2 separate regions of the Mus musculus genome follow, and region 1 is linked to region 2. Evidence: chromatin contacts called from ENCODE Hi-C or POLR2A ChIA-PET data. All regions are on one chromosome and are shown on one strand. Each heading gives the region's core, a stretch centred on a gene start or an enhancer-like site at or near the end of the contact. The rest is flanking DNA. Distances are from core to core; before and after follow the strand shown.

Region 1 (4,235 bases), core at 1,322-3,821, 220 kb after region 2:
GAGACAACTAGACTCAGACAAACCCCGATGTCCAATCAGCGTGACCTTGGCAAGGTGGTCCTGTTTCATAGGAAGGATCGGATGTAGAGCGTAAGCTGGGGCTTCAAGTAATAGAACCCGAGGAAAGGTTGGGAGTCAAGTTCTGTGGTTGAATTTCAGGGGTGGGGGTGTTAGTCCAGCCAGCCAGCAACCTTCCTGTGTGGCGGGCGTGAAATTAACTGCCAACCCAGAGGAAGCTGGAAATTCAAGTTGCCCAGATTCATGTCTGCCTTCTACTGATTACAGTCTCTTTGAGGACAGGAACTGTGCCTTTTATGTCTGCTTCCCCAGTGCAGAGAGCTTGCTCAGTGCAGAGAGAGAGAGAGACAGAGACAGAGAGAGACAGAGAGAGAGAGACAGAGAGAGAGACAGAGAGAGAGAGACAGAGAGAGAGAGACAGAGAGAGAGACAGAGAGAGAGAGAAGAGCCTAAACTTGAATTTACATGAGTTACATGACTGCACTCATTTGTGCATTGAGTATTTCTGGGGTGTTTGTATCAAACGCTGTGCTGATTCCTGGAGACAGAGAACAGAAGATGCTCCTAGTAGCTGTGCCCGTGGGGTTTTTGATCCATGACAGGACACGGTAATGAAGTCTAAGGGAGATTGGAGGAGGAACAGTGGACAAGAGCTCATGTCAGACTGGGGAGAGGCACCCCGCCTGCTGTCAATGGGGTCTGCAGAACATAGAGCAACTGGAAGGAAGGCTTTCGGATCTGGAAGTCTTAGAAGTAGCTTAGATACCCTTGGTGGTGAAGCGAGCAGCGAGGAGCTGCTTTTAAGTAAAAAGATGAAAATAGTCGGAGCATGTGCCTCCGCGGCCTCTGATAGTCCGAGAGACCAAATGTGTGCAGAGATCGGCTTCCTTGCTGACAGCAGAGACAGAAGAAACACAGCGGGAGAGGAGAGCCATGCTGCTGGGCTCTCACAGATGGTCTAATGTGTCGTCCTGTAGCGGAGAGCGTCTAAAAACCGGCGGTGACGCGCCCTCTGCTGGACTAAGGCCGTTCTGCAACCAGCGGACTCTGTAAAGCTAGGTTGGACAGCGACAGGAAGGAAGCTCAAATCCAAACAGCATCGTCATATTATCCCTGCTGGTTCCTCCCAAAGACCAACTCAAACTCCCCAAAGGCTTACGTCTACATAGACAGATCCAGTATCTCGCTCCCCTAACCACCCGCAACTTCCCTACCGCCCAAGAACACAAACTTATAAGGAATGAATGATGGGTTAAAACTCCTCACTGTACTGGCCAAAATCATGATCTCCTTTAGTTTCTCAGTACCAGTATTGGACGCGCTCTTTGGAAAATACTGAACTAACTGGTTTGAGGAGCAGTCAGTAGTATTTATGAATATTCGTAAGGCTCTGGGTTCCATCCCCAACACCAAAGAGAGAGAGAGAGAGAGAGAGAGAGAGAGAGAGAGAGAGAGAGAGAATCTGCGTGACTTTATATAGACTTTGTAAGTGCTGGGGATGGAACTTGGGGACTCACAAGGCAAATGTTCTAATGCTAAGCCATAGCCAAGCATGATTATCTTTTCCTTGATTTATTATTTTGGGCGTTGGGGGTGGAACCCAGGGCCTTCAGCATGCTGAGAGTTGCTGTACTGCTGAGCTAGACCTCGGCCCTTTCACCCCCATTTTCTGCAGTAATGAGAAATGGATAATGATGCAGACAGCTGCAACGGCAAGGTCCATATCTTACTTATTGGCATCTCTGTTCCCAGGATTTTCTTAAAAGGTTTTAACGCCCGCCCCCCCCCCCCACTAATCTCTTCTAAACAGTGGTAATTATAAATCCCCAACAAAAACCCAGAGGCTTGTGTGCCTCTCTCAGGCTTTTCATTTTAATAGATCCACTAATTAAAAGGTATAATTTAACAAATAATGACCTAATCATCTCACTCTGAAATCAGACGGAAACCCACTACTAAAATGTTGGACTGGGTAGCGATAATGGATCCGGGCTCAATTCAGCCCCCTGCTGGGTCCAGCCTGGCCCTCTTCCAGCTGCCTTTGATTAGCTGCAATGGTTTTCCAAGCCATTTAGAGCACACCCACTAGAGAGAGGAGAAGTGAGCAATTTAAGGGGCTAAGTGGTTTTTTGGACCCACTCCCACTGCTGACAGCACAAGACAGAATGCTTACCCCTTCCTCACCCTTAGTCACCGTCACTTGGTCAATCCCGTTTTCTCCCCTTCCTTCTCTGCCCCCTGCGGGGAGAACGCTGCTTGAGCAGTGGGAAGCAGGAAGGGGTTGTGGCAAGGAAGAATAGCCACGAAACCAGGTGATGCCCCTCGTATCCAACATCGGAAGTGGTTAATGAAACAACAATAAGTCAGGAAGGCAAGATTGCTTCCCACCTACCCCACCCCCTCCGTTCGCTGGGAATAGGGCATCTGTGCCAGGTTAAAAATAGCCTTGTGTTCTGAAACCTCCCCCGCTGCCCGAGCTCACGCCAGTCTCCTGTGCCACCCAGGGCTCAGAAGGAACTCATTCTGCATGGCAGGAGAGCCTCAAAGGCTGGCCCCTTTCTGGAGTCCTAAGGAGACTGGGGACTTTGAAGACAGCAGGGAGTGGCAAAGGCTCCCTCGTGCGGCTGAGGCAGGAACTGCTAGATGAGACCCAGGAGGATACAAGGCCTTGTAGGGCTTGTAGGGTTTTGGGAGCAGTGTGCCTGCTCGAGGAAGCAGTTTCCAAGTCTTGCTCCGTTGTTCTGGTTTCCTTTCTGATCTTGTGATAAAACTCTCTGACCAAAAGCAACCTAAGGGCTTATTTCATCTTACATATATATGCAAGTCACAAGTCCTTCGTTGAGGGAAGTCAAGGCAGGAACCTGAAGTGGGGACTGTTTGCTAGTCCATGAAATACTACCTCTGACAAGGATATGAACTCATGGCCCAAGAAAGTACAGCAGGAGCCATGACAGATGCTACTTCCTAATTGGCCGACATGTGGTCTCATGCCTAGTTAGCTTTTATATATATATATATATATATATATATATATATATATATATATATATATATATAAAACCACCTGCCTAGGGCTGGTGCTGCCCACAGTGGGCTGGGCCCTCCTGCATTGATTAATAATAAAACATTCTCCCACCATCAGATCTAGACAGTTCCTCAGCTGAGGCTCCCCTCTTAAATGACTCTGTGTCAAGTCATGACTGTGTCAAGATGACAGTGGAAGCCAACTAGGACAGTTGTATTCCTATCCCCATGAGCATAGCTTGAAAAGCTACCTCCATTCATTTGTGGGGTTCAAGAAGGACACTAGCCTATCGGGTGGTGGACCACACCTTTAATCCCAGCATTCCTGAGAGGTGGCTTAGTGGATCTCAGAGTCCTCCTCCTTGCAAAGCTGTTAGTTTCTGAGGGGCCACAGCCAGTCTCCCTTCACTCTGTTGTGTGTCTGCTCTGTGGCTGTGAAGATAGTGGTCCTGAGACCCAGGCCTGTATTAGATTTTCATCATTGTAGTAAAACACCTGAGATGGGCTTGCTTTATAAAGGAAAGAGGTTTATAGGGCTGGGGAGATGGCTCAGTGATGAAGAGTTTTGCTGATCTTATAGAAGACGTGAGTTTAGTTCCCAGGACACACACTAGCAGGCTCACAATTGCTGTAACCCCACCTCCAGGGGACCCGATGCCTTCTTCTGGCTTCCAGGAGCATCAGCACACTGTGGCACACATCCACACACATCCATATACATAAATAAAAATCGATTTTAAAAATAGAGAAAAGAAGTTTACAGGCCTAGCAATGCTGACACCTTGGGGAAGGGCAGGCTCAGGAGACAGAGGCCAGTGTAGGGCTGCATGAGTCTCTCTGTCTTGGAAAGTCAAAACTAGGGCTGATAAGATGGCTTCATGGTAAAACATGCTTGCCTCTTGTAGTTGTTTCAATATGTTTGGCCCAGGAAGTGGCACCATTGGGAGATGTGGCCTTGTTGGAGGACATGTGTCACTATGGAGGAAGAACTCTGAGGTAATATATATGCTCAAGCTCTGCCCAGTGTGAGACACAGTAGTCCTCTCCTTGTAGAGCACTCAGCTCCTTCCCAGCACCGTGTCTGCCTGCGTGCCGCCATGCTCCCCGCCATGGTGATAGTAGACTAAAACCTCGGAATCTGTCAGCCAGCCCCAGTTAAATGTTTACCTTTATAAGAGTTGCCTTGGTCATGG
Region 2 (3,860 bases), core at 386-2,885:
AGGCAGATGGGGCTTGTGAGGGGCTGGATGGCGGAGAACCAGAGGTAATATACATTCAGTGAGGATCCTCTAGGGTGGGGCTCAGGGGAGAGAGAAACAGGTCCCAAAACACCTTAGAGGGAGTTACTAAGCAGTGGTCAAACATGGACGCACAGCAACTCAACCGTCTGTGTTTTGCTTTCGGCCACTGTGGCCATGCCCTCAGCCCTCTCCCTAAAAGAAGTGGAGGCCTTCAGACTATTGTCCAAGAGTGCAGCAGGTCGTGAGCCACATAACACAGAGGCCCTGTTAGAATCCCAGTTAGCTATCACTCTTTTTAGACCAAAGTGACGCCATATGCAGGACAGGAAGCACCCACATGGTCATATAAGGGGAAGGCACCAGGGACAGAGGACACTCAGTGTGAGTTTTGAGGACGTCCTCAGGTGTGGAAGTCCTTCCTCCCCAGGCTCAGCTTCACCAGCCCAGACAGGTAATACCATCACTTGTTGGCCACTTCCCTGTGCCCTGCCTTTAGGAGGCACAAAGCAAGTGTGCCACTGGCATCTGTTTTCCTAGTCTCGATCAGCTGATAAAGCCATTTTCAAGCCTGAGTCTTCCTGACTGCTGGGCCACATTCTACTATGACACATGTCCTCTACCAGACAGCTAGCCCTTCCCTTCAGCGTTCTGGGAACGATGACTATGTGGCTTCAGCTTCTGGACATGCCCTCATGTGTATTGTTCAATCTTCACTAAGAGGCCTACCTGCCTATGAGCAGCTGGGGACAAAGTCAAAACCAGCCACCCCCTGGTCTCAGTGGAGAGAGAGACAGAGGTAAGAGCATTCTTCAGCACACAGTGCCCTGGGATACACCCAGTGGCTCAGTGGGTGACACACACCACCAATGACAATGCTCAGCAGGGCTCCAGGCCCCCACCTTTGAAAGTGAAACCCCCTTTCTTAGGATACCCCCTCTACCGCTGCCACAGCACTGCAGGGCAGAGGCTGGGAGGAGCTCAGCCTCCTGTACAAGCCCCTGACTTCCTGCCCTCTGCAGCTGCTCCTACCAGCCTACCATTCCTAGTCTACTCTGCCTTTGGCCTGCTGAGACTGAGACCCGCCACTGCCCTCTTCTGGAAAGGTACAGACTCTCCTTAGCCTGTCTCTCTTCAAAGTCTACAGCTTGTTTTAGAGATTTATAAAAGTGAAATGTTCTTTAATAAATGTTCTTTAAATCCAGCGTGCTAAAGCTGCTGTGCTAAGAGGCCACACAGGGGCGTCACATGACTCAAGGGCCTCAGTAAAACACACTGCTGATAGGTTCCAAACGAAAGGTAGCCTGGAGTCTGGATGCTCCTGGAGATCCTCTACCCAGTTAGGTACCATGTGTGCTGTGGGTAGGATTCCTAGGACTCGGATACCAAGGGCCACGGTGGTGATCTTGGGTTGCTTTAGCTTGTCTTCCCAAGTAGTCACAGGCTTAGGGTTGTATCCTCTGGGAAACGAAGCCAGCCTGTCACTGGGACACGCCACAGGCCTGAGAGGCACAGCAGGGCAGGCAGTCTGAAAAGGGATCTGCCAAGAGACTGCCTCGCCTTCCTGCAACAGGGCACTTAAGATTCTGTCAACGTGGCTGCTGAGCTCAGGGAAGGGCAGAGGAACAGGCCTCCATCCTGCGTTCCAGCTCAGCAACTGGGTCAGAAAAGACCAGGGTCAGGATCAGGAAATTGTCACCTCATCTTTCCAGTGGCCTGGCAGCCTTACTGTAAAAGCCCAGCCAGCTCTGACTTTCTAGCCCTCTGCCCCTGGAACAGGTACAGCAAGCAGGGCCAGCCAGGCTGCCCTGAAGGTACTCTGTGGCTGCAGTTTACCCCTCTCCTCCCAAACCAGCCACAGATGGGCTAGGCTGACTCCCTACTCTAAGACACCCGGGTGAGGCCCCTTTGCCTCTGCTCCCTTCCCCTCCCCCTCTCAAGAACTCTCAAGTTCCCAAGGTCCACATATGGAAGGGGTTTAGCAGCTCTGGATGAGGCTTTTATTGAAGCCAGGTTAGCTTCTTAGCTCCACAGCAACCTGCCTTTTCCAGCGCTCCATCCAGGGCCTCGGCCTATACTGAGTAGACCACACTCATGGGCTCTGGCTGGGCATGGCTGAACTTTAAGGAGAGACAGACAAAACTCAAAACTGGACTGCTTCTGGCCTTCATCTCTCCCCAACCCTGCGGCTCTGCCAAGGCCTTCCCCAGCCTGGGGATTTTACTGTAGGGCCGAGCTGCAAGTGAAAAGCAAGTATTTTACCCTGCCTTTGCCCAGGGCCATGCTGGGGTCAGCAGGGCGGTAGCAAGGGCAGGGGCAACAGCCCAGTCTGGAGATGGCCAAGGCCAGAGCAGCAGAGGCAGACCTCAGCTGCCTGAGGCAGTAGGCATTCCAGGATCCTTCCATCCTGGCTGCTACTGGAATGTGAAGGGTCTAGAAGACCACCACAGGCTCAAAGGCCTTGACTTGCAACAGTTTGATAAGAATTATAAAATCTGAGCCGGGCATGGTGGCACACGCCTCTTAATCCCAGCACTCGGGAGGCAGAGGCAGGCGGATTTCAGAGTTCCAGGCCAGCCTGGTCCACAGAGTGAGTTCCAGGACAGCAAGGGCTATACAGAGAAACCCTGTCTTGAAAAAAAAAAAAAAAAAAGAACATAAAATCCTTTTCTGAAACTGACTTTACCTCCCACACTGGCCAGGAAGATCTAGGTAGAGATCCCACTGCTAGTGAATATGGGGATACTGGCAATTTACTGTATAGCTCTGAGCAGACTCACCCCCCAAGCCTTGCATCTGCTCTGAGTCTCATGTCCACACACATTATCAACAGCATCCCTATGCCCTTTGAGACACAGTGTCCTGGGCCAGGTGGCATACCCTATCCACGAGGCAGCTGGGTAGGAACCTGGAGCTTCCATGAGTTCCTATCTAGGTTATCCACTGACCACACAACCCTGACAAATGGATTTCTGAGAAACAGCCTCAGGGCCTGAGCAAGTGCTGGGCTTCTCCTCAGAGGCCATGTAAGTGAGGCAGCTGGTAGAGTGAGAGCCTATATATAGGGTCCAAGCTGTCTGGATTTAAGAACCAGCTCCTTTGCTAAGCACCATGTAACATCATCTGGGTCACTCTCTAAGCTTCCATTCCCTCGTATATAAAATGGCACTAGCACTTGCCTCACAGACTGATGCCCGGTACCCAGGTCATGCTCAAGACACATCAACACTATGAAATTGTGCCGAAAGGCTCTAATGGCTTCCTTCTTGATGCTGACCAGTCCTTATGCCTTCCACTTTGTCCCCTCCACTCTGCATGGCCTTCTGCTCTTGAACACACCTCTCCTAGAGCTTCTGCCACGTAGGCTCCTTTGTCTGGACTTCACTGTCCCCAGATCTTTTGTGGTCAAACCCACGAAAGTTCATCCTTTAAATTACCAAGCGGGGCGTGGTGGCGCACGCCTTTAATCCGAGCACTTGGGAGGCAGAGGCAGGTGGATCTCTGTGAGTTTGAAACCAGACTGGTCTACAAAGTGAGTCCCAGGACTGCCAGGGCTGTTACACAGAAACCCTGTCTTCACCCAAGTCTCCTCTGACCCCCCCCCCCAAAAAAAAACCCTCCAGCTAAGCCTCTCAACCCTTCCCTGTTTTCTTCATAATCACCCAGCCTGGAATAACCCTACTTATTGATGGACTTTTTTAGAACAGGCCCCCTGCCTGGGCCCCTCCATATCCCTTGGCCCAGAACACAGGAGGTACTCATCAACACCTATGCTCCAGGATGTGGGGGATGGAGACAGCAATAGCTTTCCACCATGGTTCCTTCAAGACAGGAGTCACACA

Evidence for each region. Hi-C counts contacts between places; a loop is a spot of excess contacts on that map. ChIA-PET counts read pairs that join two places held with the same protein, here RNA polymerase II (POLR2A).
Region 1: a map of mouse embryonic stem cell shows a loop between it and region 2 (3-fold over the local background). The contact joins two enhancer-like sites. A Hi-C loop is called at or near these places in 1 of 37 maps with a recorded cell type or tissue (mouse embryonic stem cell). POLR2A ChIA-PET finds 5 or more read pairs at or near these places in 1 of 5 experiments (embryonic stem cell).

What each region holds. Positions count from the first base shown.
Region 1 is chr11:76,645,141-76,649,375 of GRCm38, forward strand. All of the region lies in intron 1 of Gm46288 (a long non-coding RNA gene), which reads left to right. Among named protein-coding and RNA genes, the nearest start is that of Gm46288, 21 kb to the left of the region's middle. Within about 2 kb of position 2,572, at least 1 of the 3 ENCODE cell types and tissues checked has a DNase peak (open chromatin) inside an H3K27ac peak, as active enhancers do.
Region 2 is chr11:76,428,170-76,432,029 of GRCm38, forward strand. All of the region lies in intron 16 of Abr (active BCR-related gene), which reads right to left. Among named protein-coding and RNA genes, the nearest start is that of Timm22, 23 kb to the left of the region's middle. Within about 2 kb of position 1,636, at least 2 of the 3 ENCODE cell types and tissues checked have a DNase peak (open chromatin) inside an H3K27ac peak, as active enhancers do.